2 separate regions of the Homo sapiens genome follow, and region 2 is linked to region 1. A link is a loop called in an ENCODE intact Hi-C map of the cell type or tissue named here. Cell type or tissue: mammary epithelial cell. All regions are shown on one strand. Each heading gives the region's core, and the rest is flanking DNA. Links, peaks and the distances in the headings are about the cores only. Region 1 has its middle 300 kb from the start of PRDM9. Region 2 has its middle 100 kb from the start of PRDM9.

Region 1 (8,349 bases), core at 80-8,079:
TTAATGTGAAAAGTTAAAATGAAAGTTTAATATAAGATCTATCTACGCTTTAATCCAGAAATAATTACCCCTTGATATTTACAAAGAACAATACAAAATTAACCCTAAAACACAGTTTCAGGTTTGAAGAAAAGAATAATAAAAAAATAGTGTGTATTAGAAACAGTAAATCAAAGCTAATGAAGCAACATTAGCACTTTTATGTTGTAGGTTCTAATTAGAAAGTCTGTTAATGAAATTGGGGCATTTACTTAATTGCTGTGAACAATTATTTTCAAATTAAGCTTGGCAATTAAATAGCATGATTAAGCTTGGAATAGTGGATTTAGGTAGGGGTTTTGTAACTATTTTGTATGCTGTATTATGTATGGCAGTTTAAGCTCTGGATATGTGCTGATTAACAAATGTAAATGGCATGCAGTACTTCTTGGTCTTGGCTATTTTTGCGAAGATGTTTCCTATTGCCTTAAATACTTGCCTTGCACAGTAGCTTCTAACTACTGGAACCCAAACCAACAACCTGCCCCACTTAACTTAAATAGATATTTTTTTCCTTCCCATAAATGTCAAACTTCCTGAAATAAGCTTGTACATTTATAGGCTGCATTCGCATCCCTTTCATTTAGCACTTTAACTCTTGCTCCCAGTCTTCAGTGCTATCACAAATAGTACTAATTGTCACAACATAAATGTGTCAGATTGATTCATTATTAGTAAATTATTTGATCCTTAATTATAACCTTTGGGAAAGTTGTTATTAGCATTTTTATTTCCCAAATAAAACTGAGGATCAGAAAGACTTTTTCTAAAACCTTTTCAAAGCAACCCAGTTGCTAAATGGCAGGATAGGAATTTGAACATAAATTCACTTATGGCAACCCCCGTGTATCTTCTACATAATGGAGTTTCTTCTCTTTATGTCCACAAATGCAGTTCATTGCTTGGTATTTGATACTGCTGACCACACTCTCACTGGGAAATTTCCTTGGCTTTCAAATTACCATTATACCCCCTGTTTCTACCTTATTTCTTCCATGTCTCAATTCCATTTATTCTGCAAGACTTCTTCATTCTACCTCCTAAAGGTAGCCAATGTTCGCTTCTCAGATTTTTTTATGTTCTATTGAATCTAAGGTTTTAGAAAACGTAATCAAGTATACAGGCAAACTTAACTTGTTATTTCCCTAAGCACCACTCACAGCCAACTAATCACATCAAAATGATCCGTATTTATTTATTGATAACTTTTCATTGTAACTATTCCCTCTGCCCTTTTTAACTTTTTCTTTTTAATTCTTTTAGAAACAGAGTCTTCTCTGTCACCCAGGCCAGAGTGCAGTGGCATGATAATGGCTCACTGAAATCTCAAACTCCTGGGCTCAAGTAATCCTCCCACCTCAGGCTCACAAAAAGCTAAGACTTCTGGCACATGCCACACGCCCTGATAGCTTTTCAAATATTTTTTTGTTGAGAAAGGGTCTCACTATGTTGCCCAGGCTGGTCAAAAACTTCTGTCCTCAGGCAATCCTCCCACCTCAAACTCCCAAAATGCCGGGATGACAGGCACGAGTCACCATGTCTGGCCAAAACCTCTACTCTTAACATACTGATTTTCCCGACTGCTTTTGAATAGGATTTGCTAATCTTTCCGAACCATCTTATGACTTCTTCCTGTTCTTTGATAAATGAGAGTCGCTTCCCATTCTTTTATGCCTAACTTCTAAATTTCTGTTGGTATGTTTAGGCTGCTTTGACAAAAATACCTCAGATTGAGTAATTTATAAACAAAAGAAATTTATTTTTCACAGTTCCAGAGGCCGGGAAGTCAATGCCCGCAGATCAGCGTCTAGTGAGGGCCTGCTTCCTGGTTCATAGACAGTGCCTTCTTGCTGTGTCTTCACATGGTGGAATAGGCAAGGCAGTTCTCTTGGGCCTCTTTTAGAATGGTACTAATTCCATTCATGAGTGGATCCCTCATGTTCTAATCACTTCCTAAAGACCGATACGGTTAGGCTTTGTGTCTCCATTCAAATTTCATCTTGAATTATAATCTCCATAAGCCCCACATGTCAAGAGAGACACCAGGCAGAGGCAATTGAATCATGGGGACGGTTTCCCCGGTGCTGTTCTCGTGATAGCGGTGAGTTATCATGAGGTCTGATGGTTTTATAAGGAGCTCTTACCCCTTCACTCAGCACGTCTCCTTCCTGCCATTTTGTGAAGAAGGTGCTTTGCTTCCCGTTTGTTTCCGCCATGATTGTATGTTTCCTGAGGCCTCCCCAGTCACGCCAAACTGTGAGTCAATTAAACCTCTTTCTTTTATAAATTACCCAGTGTCGGACAGTTCTTTATAGCAGTATGAAAACGAACTAATACAGACTCAACACCTGATTTTTGGGGAGACACCAACACTAAGGCCATAGAAATTATGTTTCAGTATCTAATATTTTTTGTGTGAATATTGGTAACCAGAACAGTGTGTGTGACACAGAAGATTTTGAAAGAGATCAGTAAGGTTTGTCAAATAAAATTTTAAAATTATTTATGTGGCCTCTTTTTAATGAGAAAAATCCATAAAATAACTAAATACATGTAATTTATCTGTGAATTAATTTATAAGAATAAACATTTATAATTTTCCACTTATTTATTTGAAATAATATAGTAAAACTTTGTAGCCCAGTTTATGAATGTTGAAGCAATAGTGGATGTATATTGGGGTAATAGATGTCTGCTGCACTTTTATAAATTTTGCTAAAATCTAAATTAAAATTAAGTAAAGTTGAACATCATACCATCAATTAAAAATCTGAAAGCAGGTAAATAGAATTTCGCTTTTTTTTTCCTTAATGGTATGTTGAATATTATTTGTCAATGTATCAAGTATAAATTGAATTTAGGAGTTGTTTTATTATTTTATAAAATTAAGCATGCTTTTATAATATTGATACGTTTTCCATTTTATATATGTACAATTCTGAGAATTATATATTTTTTTCATTGTATGGATGAATATATTGAATATAGACAATAAGTTTATATGAAAAACAAAGAAAAAACATTAAACAAAGACAGTGATTTGTCATTCTGGCTATTGCTGGAAGCATTCTGATCATATATACTCTTTGTAATTAGCCAATTGTAATTATCTAAATCAGAGATCAGAAATTATGGCCTGTGGACTAAATCTAGCCCATGTCTGGTTTTTATAAATAATGTTTTTACATTTTATTTTATATTATTATACATATTTATTATTATTTTATAAATAATTTGTTTGGAACAGAGCCTTATTTTCATATACATTGTCTATGGCTGTTTTTTTCCTTATAATGATCAAGTTAAATAGTTGCAACAGAGACCAGATCATCAGCAAAGCATCACACACTTACTATCTGGCCCTTTTATAAATTATGTTTGTTTACTTATAGGCTAGAAGAGTAGAACGAATGTAAGCTTTCATGCATGACAACAATTTTTTTTTCTTTTGTCAAGCTGTCAAAATGGTTAATTTACCTTCAAATGTGTATTTCTGTGCCAAATTTTATGGTCAATTAGGAAAATAATTGGAGAACACCCATTCTTTGACAACTTCCGATTTCTTGCCTAACCTCTTTTTTTCAGCTGTAAGTTTCCTTCAGCAGATTACTTCCAGTAGATAGCCCACTGTGATGTTTATCAAATTATTGACTCTCAACTGCACGTGTATCCCTTACTTCCTCCTCTGAAAATGAAGCTGGGCCTTTTAAATGTCTGTACTTTGCTGGCTGGCAGGATTTAAAACTGACCAATAGAGGGCAGTAGAGGAACTGTGAAGGAAGAATGGGCATTTCATTCTCAGGGTGCTCTTCTCAGTAGGTTCCTGCAGTGCACAGTTTCTCTGCAATTCAGCTCCTTCAGCAATGGGTTTTCCATTATCTGCTTCCTGCAGTGCAGGACAGACAACAGCTTAGCTCAGCAAAACCTCAGGCTGATTTCCTAAGCTCTGAGGTATGGCATCTCTCTGTGGATGGCTTGCCCTAGAAACACAGCCAATTTTCAGCAAATTCTGCTAGGACAGCACCTGAGATTTCTGTATGTTTCAGTGAGCTAAGGCTAGGCCAATGCCACTGAGATCTGGATTTCAAGTTTGGGGTGTTGCGTGTGAGGAGCTCTTCCATAGGTGCTCTCTACTTCTAGTTGTATGATTGAATGTTACTCCTCTGATCTCCTATCTGTATTCTTCAGAGTTCTCCTTCTTCTTAGCAAATCCCCTGTGAGCTTCAATCCTCTGCTTTAGTTAATAGTTGTTTATATTAAACATTTTCTCTTTAAAACACAATGTTGCTGTCTTCTGGTAGGACTCTGAAAAATACATGAGAAACACCTAAAACTTCTTCACAAGTTTAAAATTAAACTCGTAATCCAGCCCCCAGAATGTTGGAGCTTCTCTCGTATTATGTGTATTGTTAGTCATCCAAGAAGGAAGCTTTGAGTGAATTTAATTTCTGTTGCTGCCTCTTAATTAAGCCATGTTCCCGTATAATCTGTGGAGGTATGCATAAATGCATATGTGTGCACACACACACACTCATCTACTCAATCCTCATGTCCTTACAATTTTAGGATAATTTCAGGATGGCCTTCAATTTCTTGATTATTTTCAAGTCCAATCCATGTGAGAGAAACTAAAAATTTTAATCATTTCTTTCAACGATTATTGCCTTTGATCACCTCCACCACCATCACCATCATTTGAATGACCAATAGCATGACTCTTTATTCTGTCATCAAATTATTTTAGCAAAACCTAATCCAATTGGCATTAAAGTATCCTGCCTACACCAGAAATGCAACGTGGCTTCTGGTGATAATTGAGAACATCTCACAATTAAGCAGTTTGATTTAAAAGTAAATTCTTGCTTATGCAACCTCACCTGAACCCTCAAGGATGCAATTCTAATCTCATATTCACCGCCAAGAATTTTGAAAATGCTCTCCACACTCTTCACATCTCCAACCTATTCTCCTTTGTCTTCGCCTCCTACCACACACATAAAACATAAGATAGTTGGGGAGATAATCAATGAAGTATCAATGTGTCACTATCATCTCCATAATATTATCAGCCCCATATAGTTTTTCTTATATCTCTATCCTATTTTTTTATGTTATTAAAATTGTTATTAAAATATCTCAGCCAATTTCTTATTTTTACAATAACATACATTTCCCTTTTCTGTCACTTTAATGTCTCCCTCTCTATCCACCTCTTCCTATTAGAATTTACATATTCTTGTCTATTCCATTATTTAAAAAATGGAAGTCATTCTCATAGAAATAGCAAATAGAACAGTGGTTAGCAGAGACTGGGAAAGGTAGGGGAAATAAGGGGATGTTGAAAGATTGGTCAACAGCGACAAAACTATGGTTAGATAGAAGAAATAAGTTCTGGTGTTCCATTGCATAGTAGGATGACTAGAGGTAACAATAATGTATATTTCAAAATAGCTAGAAGAGAGGTTTTAAAATTTCCTTATTGTTGATAAATATTTAAATGAATGAATATGCTAATTACCCTGATTTGATCTCTATATTATTTATTCATGTATCAAAACATCACCTATACCTCATAAATATGTACAATTATGTGTCATTTATAAACTTCAAAAACATTAAAAAATGAATAAAATGGGGGAAAATAAAACAACTATAGTAACCACAAAAATAGTCATTCTTGTCATCTCTTTCATTCTCATTCAATAATACCTTTGTCAGAAAACATTGCTAACATCCAACTTGTTGATCAACACTTTCTCTCTCACATCTAAACAATTGCAGCCCATTCTTTTTTTTTTTTTTTTTTTTTTCTTGAGACGGAGTTTCACTCTTGTTGCCCAGGCTGGAGTGCAATGGCACGATCTCGGCTCACTGCAACCTCCGCCTCCCAGGTTCAAGCAATTCTCCTGCCGCAGCCTCCCAAGTAGCTGGGATTACAGGCATGCACCACCTCCCCTGGCTAATTTTGTATTTTTAGTAGAGACAGGGTTTCTCCATGTTGAGGCTGGTCTCGAACTCCTGGACCCCAGGTGATCCGCCTGCCTCAGCCTCCCAAAGTGCTCCAAAGCGCTGGGATTACAGGCATGAGCCACCGCGCATGGCCGCAGCCCATTCTTTATTCTTTCTTTTTTTTTTTTTGAGACGGAGTCTCGCGTGCATTGGCGCAATCTCGGCTCACTGCAAGCTCTGCCTCCGGGGTTCACGCCATTCTCCTGCCTCAGCCTTCGGAGTAGCTGGGACTACAGGCACCCGCCACCGCGCCTGGCTAATTTTTTGTATTTTTAGTAGAGACGGGGTTTCACCGTGGTCTCGATCTCCTGACCTCGTGATCGGTCCGCCTCGGCCTCCCAAAGTGCTGGGATTACAGGCGTGAGCCACCGCGCCCGGCCCCCCATTCTTTATTCTAATTTTTGACTATGCTTAATTCTCTCAATTCCCATAACAACATGAAAGTCCGTCTTCCATCACATCTTATCTAAACTTTTGTAATTGCTTCTTCTATCCATTCTTAGCTACCAGATTCATTTTTGAATATACATTTAGATTATCTGAATGAAAATGCTAATAAGATCATATCGGTTTCAACTTAATAGCCTTATGTCATCTCATGATGTTCACAAGGAAAAAACAATTCTGAAAAATTTCAGTTGAAAGCTTTAAAATATTTTACCTTTCAAATAAATCTCATGCAACTTTCTCTGTGTCTCTGTCTCTTTCCCTCTATGTGTGTGTGTGTGTCTGTCTCTCTCATTCTCTACTGGCCTGTTTCATTGGATTGCATTCAATTCTGCACATTCCAGTGTCTGTGAATCTCTCATTTTCCCCCACAATCAGGAACTTGCAAAGGTGTTTCAGTGGGTCCAAGTTTCTAATGGTGATAATTAAAACTATTTTAATTTCTAGTTTTAATAATTAAATACTGTACATACTTCCACTTAAAAATACAACGGTATGACATCTGTAATTTTTAAGTGGGCTCATTTAAGGGGTTACTGACTTGAAATGAACTTGCTAATGACTCAGCCAACAATGTATCTGAATTGTTTCATTACCTGTGTCAGTTTTATTTTTATTTTATTTTTAGTTTTTTATTTTTTTATTTTTGAGACAGAGTCTCTCTCTGTTGCCCAGGCTGGAGTACAGTGGCGTGATCTTGGCTCACTACAAGCTCCGCCTCCCGGGTTCATGCTATTCTCCTGCCTCAGCCTCCCTCCCGAGTAGCTGGGACTACAGACACCGGTGACCACACCCGGCTAATTTTTTATATTTTTAGTAGAGACGGGGTTTCACCGTGTTAGCCAGGATGGTCTCGATCTCCTGACCTTGTGATCTGCCTGCCTCGGCCTCCCAAAGTGCTGGGATTACAAGCGTGAGCCACCGCGCCCTGTCCTGTGTCAGTTTTTACCATATTGGTTAGCTTTATTGCTTTCATTTTAATTTGTTTAATTTATTTCCAGAATAAATACTAGATTGAAGATAGAAAGCATAAGCATTGTTGACGCTGAATTACAAGTTAATAATAATTCTGCAAATAAACAACAAGGTGACTTTCATTGTACTACATATTGTATTTATATTATTAAAATCATTTACAACACGTCAACATATCGTCTTTGTCAACTTTGAAACCAGTTCCAGTGCTAATAAAAGAGAAAATGTAAGACTGGTTACATTTGAAATTGCCTTTTTATATTTCTTGAGAATAAAATATATGCAACCGTAACGTGTTAATGTGCTATTATTTTTTTTGCTTTTAAGTAGAAATCTAACACCCTCTCTACTATCTCATTAGTTAGAAGCAAAACATAAACATTATTAAAACACTCATTTATTTTAGAAAAAAATTCAAGAAACCTAAACAATAGCTTATGAAAGCAATATATTTATATTACATGGTGTAAGATATAATTCTATTTCAACCTATATTCGGTATACACTCAGTCCTCCAGATCCCCAAATTCATCTATATACAATACATTGTTTATTACTGTATTATTCCTACATTTTTCTGAGATAATTAAAGTCAACAATATACTTTTTTAAAATGGCTCAAATGCTCAAAATTGCCTCTCCAAAATACATATAAATAGATTGTGTTCATATTGCTGTAAAATATTTTCTTAAAACCTTTAATTTTTTAAATTTCCCTATAATTTGTAATATAGCACATAAAAATGAAAAAAATTCTTAAATTCCTAAGAGGATTTATATAATCATATGGTATTGTTAAGTCCCCCAACCCTGCCAGGCACGGTGACTCACGCATGTAATCCCAGCACTTTGGGAGGCCGAGGCGGGCAGATCATGAGG
Region 2 (8,349 bases), core at 163-8,162, 200 kb after region 1:
TCACTGCTCTTTTCCAGAAACTCTGGAAGAAAGCTAAAGCTGAACAACACGGTATAATACAAACTGCTTTTTTTCTGATGCCCTGCAAGCTGAAGCTGGATGACCTGATATAATACTCAGAGAAACCTCCACAACAGCTTATGCAAGAACAACCTTTATGACGTCCAAATTGCAAACACAGGAAATCTGTCAGATGGCCACTGCCTATCCTCATTTCAACTAAAGAAGCTTCAGGGTCGGCATCTAGAAATCTTTTCAACTGGCTGCCCTTTAGACTCAGAAACGGAGTCTACAGATTATTTCAAATATTAATATTTGCTTTTTTAAAAAAAAACTAAAAGTAATATAAATTAGTCGGTCGTGATTAAAGGTTTGATAGTTCACACCATCCAGGAGATATCCTGTACTACCAAGTCCCAACAGATGATTTAATTGAACCTTAATAAACAAGAAAATGGAGTTACGTTGTTCAAAGGAAGAAAGAATGTTTCTCTTTCCTTGAGCAAGAGAGAATGACAAAGATTCTCCACTTGGCCAAACTTCAGACAGGATTCTGAATCTTCTGCTAGGCCCATCTGTGCACTTATTTGTAAAATTTAGTTTTAACACAGAAACTTCCTAACTCAGTTTAGCAAGAAACTCCTTCATCCTCGATATCTGATCATCCTCAATATCTTATCAAAGTTTTATTTTCCACCATCCCCCAGGATGTCAGATTAGCTTGGCCTGTCTCCCAAAAGAATGATCATTATGGTCCTGTGTAAAGCATTTCTTACCACGCTTTAACAAGTACTATTGATTTTTTTTTCTTTTGGAATTTGAGAAAGCAAAACTAGTGGTGGAAGGTGAAAGAATATCTCTTTTGATTTGATGCTGAGAGAAGTTTTACTTAAGAAGTTGACATTTTATAAGAGACTAGAGGAATAAGAACAAGACAAATACGTCCAGACTGTAAGTAAAGACACCATTAACAAAGAAAACAACATATACACAAAGACTCTGGCAGAACAGGCCTTTGTGTTTTGAAATAACTTAAGACGAGTATGTATCGAGCTTACCTGGCCAGAAGAAGGAGATACAGATAGTAAAATTAGAGAGATTGTGATGGGGTCATATATACGGTTGGATGCATATCTAGATCTAATAAGTGAGGCCTAGACTAGACCAGAGATTGTTGCTACTTTTATATAATTTACATTTAATACATGGGACTTAAATAAAGTAGAGATAAAATACACAAAGAAGAAAAATGCTGCAATAGGGTTGTAATAAAAGGTACTCCTGTCTTTAAATATCAGATAAAACAGGAGAAAAATCAAAGGTGAGATGAGACAACTGAGAAAAATAAGAGGCAAAAATAGAAGCCTGTCATATGAAAAGAACCAAGAGAACCAAGAGCTTCAAGGAAGAAAGTTTGAAAGCTATACAAAATTCTACAGATATTTTAAAGAAGATACTAACGAAAAAAACTCTTCCAATAATAAAAGTCTAAGGTAATTATTTTTGGAAAGCACATTTTCACTTGGAAAAGGAAGGAAGTAATGATAAAACTGTTTGAAAAGGGAATGAGATCCCCCACTTCCCTTTGTACATCACTAATATCACCAGCTACCTCTATAGCCTAGGTCTTTCCTGTTTAAGTATATGCACATGCTTGTTGTTGTATTACATTGAATTATTTTTCTAATTTTTCACTCTATTTTACTAGTATTTAATATCTACGTCTTTGGGATTACCTAGGTTTCAGTTTTAACCACGTGATTATATTGACCAATGGGATTTTGGTGGCTGTAAATGACACCAATTATTAGCTTATGCTTATAAAGTTGTGCTTAATATATTGGTTTAGAGGCCTTTTCTGAAAAGATAACATAGCAGTTGTATCACAAGCCACAGTTGGAGAACGAGAAACATGGAACAAAGTTAATTCAGCTGATCTGCAGACTGTAGCAGAACCTCCAAGAAGACCAGAAGATGCAAGGTCTGAGTCATTACCACTCCTGGAGTTCTGCAAACATATGCAAGAGAAATAAATGCTGTTTCTTCTATGTCTTCTTCCTAATCATCAGGCACTGGTTGGAAAGCACTCATTTCTGTCAAGTCATCTTCTGTTTATATATCTGGTGTGGTATCTACTAGCTCTTGAACTTTTCCAAAGTCCACACCTTGAAGGCCTTCACTACTCACCTTTTTTTGCCATATTTACAGTCCTTCATAATTTCCTTGATTAGCTCTTTTGTAAATTCTGTGAAGTCCTGCACAATATCTGCACACAGTTTCCTCCAGCAAGAATTTATTATTTCTGGCTTGCTGGCTTTCAAGACTTTTTCTGTAATAACTACAGCATCTTCAATGATGTAATTGCTCCAGACTTTCATGATGTTCTATCTAGGTTCTCTTTCATAGCCATGCAATCCTTTCCATAGAGTACTCAGTGTAATGAACCTTAAAGGTCCTTGTGACCCCATGATATAGAAACTGAACTAAAGACATTGTATTTGGGGACAAATAGACCCCTTTGACAGCTTTGTTGTTGAACTCATGGGGTTCTGAGTGGCCAGGGCATTGTCCAATTAAACAATAAAAGAAACTTTAAAAGGCAGTTCCTTACTGACAAGTTACTTCCCGAAATCAGGAACAAAGCATCAATGCAACCAATCCAGAAAAAAGATTCTCCTTGTCCAGGCCTTCTTGTACAACCAAAAAACTAGTAGCTGTTTTTTCTCTTTTCTCTACAATGCTCAGCGTTAGCAGCTTTATACATAAGGACAGTCCTGATCATAACACCAAATGCATTTGCACAAAAGAGTGGAGTTAGCCTATTTCTTCTTGCCTTAAATCCTGAGGCTCACTTCTCTTTTGTACTAATAAATGTCCTTTGTGATAGTCTATTTTTTTTTTTTTCAGAACAGGACACTTTTTTCTGCATTAAAAACTTGTTCAAGTAGATATCCTTTCTCTCAATGATTTTCTTAGTTGCCTCTAGGAGCTCGTCTGCTGCCTCTTGGTCAGCAGAAGCCACTTCTCTTGTTATTTTGATATTTCAAGAGCCAAACCTCATTCTAAAATTATCAAACCATCCTTTCATTGGCATTAAATTCTCTAGTTTTAAATTCTCCACGTTCCTTTGCTTTGCATTTTCATATAATGACTTTGCATTTTCTTAAATTATATGAGTCTATCAGTATGCCTTTCTTATAGCAATCCTATTCCCAAATAAAAGCTGCTTTTTAAATACAAGATAAAAAGGTATTTCACAAAATGTTCAAGATTTTCATGCTGCTGGTATAGTTATAATGATAGCTTCATGGATTTTTTCCCTTTTTATTTATTTTCATTTTATTATCTTTTTACAATGTGCCTTCCATTGGATTCATTTATCTTGAAATGATAGGTAATCATAGCTGCAGACCTTAATCAATGGTACCTATCAAGCAATTCAGCTTCTTCTTGTAATGTCATAGCATTCCTCTGCTTCTTGGGAACACTCTGAGCATCATTAGCAGCACTTCCTATGGGTTCCATGGTGTGATTCAAGGTTTACGATGTTGCACTAAACACAATGAAAAATATGCAATAACAGCACTAGATCACTCTTTACTGTGATACACAATTTACTGGAGGAAGAAACGGTTCATAAGGGAGATGAATAGCATCACATGGCATTTTAAGCAGATATTCACAACATTTAAGCCCACTGTAATAACAATAGGAGGTGGTTAAAAATTATTATAGTAGTGCAGTATGCACTGTGGTTAATTTTATGCAGTTATCATTTAATACATCATCTTTATATTTGTTTACATTTCTCATGAAGGCAAATGGTGCCATGTATGGTCCTTAAGTGTTTGTGTGCAAAAGTTTTGTTCAATTTAAAATTTTTCTGATGGATTTGTTTAAATTTTTTGGTATTAAATAATAAAATAGACGAATCTACATGTATTTTATGTATTCATCACATACCTAACTTTTACTTAATTTAAAAAGTATTTCTAAGCTATACATTTCATCTTCGAGTTTTTTTCAAATTGGTGCAAATCCCCCAAAATGTTTTCAACATATTTTTTTAATGTTCATGTAAGTGGCCTCATTCAGTTAAAACCATTTTGTTCAAGGGTCAGCATATATATTGCTCAAGGGTCATGTTGTTCAAGGGTCAATATATATATGAAGAGAGAGAGAAAGGAAGAGAAGGGAGAAGGAGAATGATTCGTGGATAGGAAAAGAAATGTAAAAAATGCAGAGGCTCTGGGGTATTAGACACATTCTACTTGTTGACACAGGGTCATTTGATTTATGCAATTTCTTATTCTGGGTTTTATTTTTGTAAGCATTTTTCTTTAAATGCATTATATTTCAATGTAATATTACTTAAAAAGTGAAAGAAAGTAAAAGGAGTTATTTTTATTCAAATAATTGCTGAGTTGTTGAAGTCTTGAGAAATCAAGCAATAAATGCCTGGTTTCAGAGACGGTATCGTTTCTGATTCAGCCTGTGACCACACATTGGGAAATAAGAAAGGAGTGGAATTGTTAAGCAAGAATAACAAAATTAAGAATGAAAAGGATGACTAAAGCTGATACAGTACCCTTTACTAAATGAGAGATGGACTGTAATAAGAATTTGATTAGATTATAATTTTAAAAAGTAACTTGAAAATGGGAAAACCAACCATGAGCTGATGGCAATAGTAAAAAGGCAATATATACAACCAAAGGTAGAATGAGTACTGTGGTTTTCACATTAATATAAGAAGACATTGATTCCATGACCTAAAAATTATGTGTCAGTGATTGACCATAAGCAATAAAATCAGAATGACTATATAACTTATTGTCTAAACTTGGGGATTTTCATCCAGGAAAAGAAGCATGATGCCTCCTGGGGGTATGAAGCAAACATAGCAACAGTGTTATTCTACATACAATACAGCATTGACTAAATAGCTTCTAATGTTCAGGTAAAATATCATAGAAAAAAAGCCTCATACAATGTGATGGGCAAATTATGAAAAGAAGAGCTTTTAGTATGTATTCCGTGTGGGCTCTTATTAGCATTTTTATCACTTCAGGATGCTTTTGTTTTGATGACCATTTTATTCATGTTTTATAACACCTATTAAAACTTTCTAAAATTATTTATAGATTTATGCACTTTAAATCCTCTTCTACATTATTCGGTGCATAGGAATTATTTTGGGACCATGGTTATATTATAGTTTTTGAGTTTTTTACTTTAAATAAAAAGGAAAAGATAAACTTAGTTAATTTACTCACCTTTAATTTAACTGGTAGAAAGTTTGACACTAAAGAGCTGTCTGATATTGGTTGGTGCCATTTTACTATGCATGAATTTAGTAATTTTTTGACAAATTAAGTGAAACAGGGTGACAATTATGCAATCATTTTATACCTTATTGAATATCTTAGGATAAAATTGATTAGTTAAAACAAATCACAACAGATTCAATTTTAATACAGTCTTTCTCAATTTAGACTTTGGAAGAAATAGCACTGAAAGATGTTCTCATAAAATATTCAAAGCTAAGGAGCTTATCAAAATACACATTAATCTCTTTGCATTTCAATTTGGAAAATTTCTATTGACCTATCTTCAGGTTCACTGATTCTTTCCTCAGCAGTGTCACGTCTACTGATGAGCCCATCAAAGTCAGTGTTACTTTCTATTACAGTGTTTTTTATTTTGAACCTTTACTTCTATTCTTTATTTGATTTTTCATGTATGACTTTACTACCTATCTATTCTTGCATGTTGTCTGTTTTTAGACAGGACCATTAATGTATTAGCCATAGTTATTTCAAATTTCCTGCCTCATAATTTCAACATCAATGTTATATCTGAATCTGGTTCTGATAATTGTCCCTTCAGACAGTTTTTGCCTGCCCTTTGCTGTATCTTTTAATTATTTGTTGAAAACTGAACAGATTGTACTGAGTAACAGAAAATGAAGTAAATGTGGGAAGTTATGGCCATCTGTCTTACAGTTGAACTGTGCTTAATATTTGCTATAAATGTAGGTATTAGAGGTTAAAAATTCTTCTGGCTTCCCTGTTTTTGTCTTCTCTTTTGATTAATGAACTTCTTAATGTATTGTTTCTCAGATAGTATCTCTTGAAGCTCTTTCTGATGTAACCCTATTACATGCCATTAGAGTGGAGTCCTGCTTTAGTGACAAGATGTAGGGCAGGGGAACATTTCATAATCCTCTGATTACATTTTAGCTTTTTAGTGGCCTCTTTCTTGCACTTGTGAAATTCAAATTTTTCTACAGGGGTATAGCTTTTTATTTTCCCTGCCACCTAATCAGTTATCTGGTACAGTGGTTCTAAACAATTTCTTTGAACAGTTGACTCCTGTTGACATTTTTCCTCTTTAGGTAAGACAGGAAGGCTGAAGAACGGTGAAGTGGGAAGAATGCCTTTCTCCCAGCTGGGACAAGGCCCTGGAGAAGTCTTTGCTCCTAAAGTGTAAGGATTTGTTTTGGAAAAAGTTCTAGGCATATTTAAACATGTTTATTCTTTTGCTCCCCATGTCAAAAGTAGGGAAGTGAGTAGTTCTGGGATCTTTACTTCTTCACTGAGAGAACCTCGTGAGATTCCTAGAGAAAAAGCTTGGTGCACCCACAAGTTTCTTGCTTTCATAAAAATCTACACTACACCCAGCCTCTGGTAAATTATCAAAATTATTAGTGAATTGCCAAAAATTATCCCTTACGTATACTTATCTGCTTATGGCTTCGGTGGCTTATGTTTCTGGAAAACAGCACTTGGTGTAACTTTCTGCACCTATGTATCCAGATTTCAAGGTGGCATTTTCACCTTTGACTTAATTTCTCTGATGGATCAAAGAAAAGTCATTGATTTTAAGTTCGTCCCACTTTTTTTTAAGGAAAAGATTAATTACTTCTAAGTTTTTTCTTTTGGAGTTAAAACTGGAAGTTCCAGCTAATTTTTTCCTAATGCTTTATACTTTATATATCAAATGGTATACTTTAAGGAAATGTATGTCTTATTCTGACGGCTTTTTTAAATATACAGAAAAATTATCAGTTTGACACAAATTGGGAAAGACATAATGTTAATAAAATATTAAAATTTGACAAAAGCAGTATTTGAATAACACGTGTTTTAAAAATACTTTCAATATGCAAAGTAACAACTGAGTTCATTTCTAATTTGTAAAATTTACATCGAAATTTAATAGAATCAACTTACATTTAGATATTTATTTTTAATACCATTCTCTATGAAAAGAAACCAAGTCTCCTTAGAGAATTATTGGGTTCTAGAATTGGAGCAATAAATAAGCAAAATGAGCCCAGATTATCTTATAAAGCCAGAAAGTTAGTAAGTGCTGATGTGCAAACACGCACATGCAGACACACACACACACACACACCATGAAACAATAAAAATATGTGAAGAGATAAAGAACTCAAATCCCATTTGAAAAAACTTTCAATGACCATAGATGAAACAGTTTGAGCAACAGTATAAAGTAATATTGAATTATAACCCAACTAACAAAATAAACATACATGAATCCCAACTGAGAAAAACAAATTAGTGAATAAATGAGTAAGTAAATAAATGGAAAGTTGGCTAATTTTCTGTACAAAAGAATTCCAAATAACTATTGTGGATATTTTGCCTTCAAAAAGATAAAGCATGACTCCCATTCCTTGAGCGTGAGCTGCTCATAGAGACTTACTTCCAAAGCACAGAATATGGAAACTGGAGAAATGAGTACACTTACAGTGAAGAAACATGACAAACACTATGTACCCCAGATGGGCAAGGTTAGTAGCAACATTAATGAGTCAGGTCCATAGCATGTGCCCTTGATATGGTATAATGAGAGTGGCACTTCACCTTTCTTATTCTTCCTCCGCAAAACACGTAACCTCACTCTAATAATGAGAAAAATATCAAGCAAACCACAATCAAGGAACATTAAACACAATACTTGATCAATAAGTGATATAGACTTCTGCCCCCTTTTCAATTTCATATGTTGAAGCCCTAACCCCCAATACGACTGTATTTAGAGAAAGGAACTTTGGGAGCTAATTAAGGATGAATGACGTTATAAGGGCAAGGCTTTAATCTGATAAGACTGTGAGCTTCTAAGCAGATGAAGAGAGAGGGGCTCTCTCTGTCTCTTCACTATACGAAAAAACAGTACCTGTATACAAGCAAAAAGTAGAGCTTTTGCCAGAAACTGAATCAGCTGACACCTTGACCTTGTACTTTCCAGCCTCCAGAACTGGGAGAAAATAAATTTATTTTATTTAAGCTACCCAGTTTATGGTATAATATCAGGGCAGTC

The links. Hi-C counts contacts between places; a loop is a spot of excess contacts. Peaks named below come from ENCODE experiments on the same cell type or tissue, not always from the same donor. Only the 100,000 strongest peaks of a DNase experiment are listed, where the experiment ranks them.
Region 2: a loop joins it to region 1, with 9 times the contacts of the local background. A loop is called at or near these places in 3 of 110 quality-filtered maps.

What each region holds. Positions count from the first base shown.
Region 1 is chr5:23,205,298-23,213,646 of GRCh38, forward strand. No RefSeq gene overlaps it. Among named protein-coding and RNA genes, the nearest start is that of PRDM9, 300 kb to the right of the region's middle. In mammary epithelial cell, for the core only: a CTCF peak has its summit at 3,792 (motif pointing right); a DNase peak (open chromatin) is centred at 3,824.
Region 2 is chr5:23,400,994-23,409,342 of GRCh38, forward strand. No RefSeq gene overlaps it. Among named protein-coding and RNA genes, the nearest start is that of PRDM9, 100 kb to the right of the region's middle. In mammary epithelial cell, for the core only: a CTCF peak has its summit at 4,865; a DNase peak (open chromatin) is centred at 4,508; H3K27ac peaks cover 1,017 bases.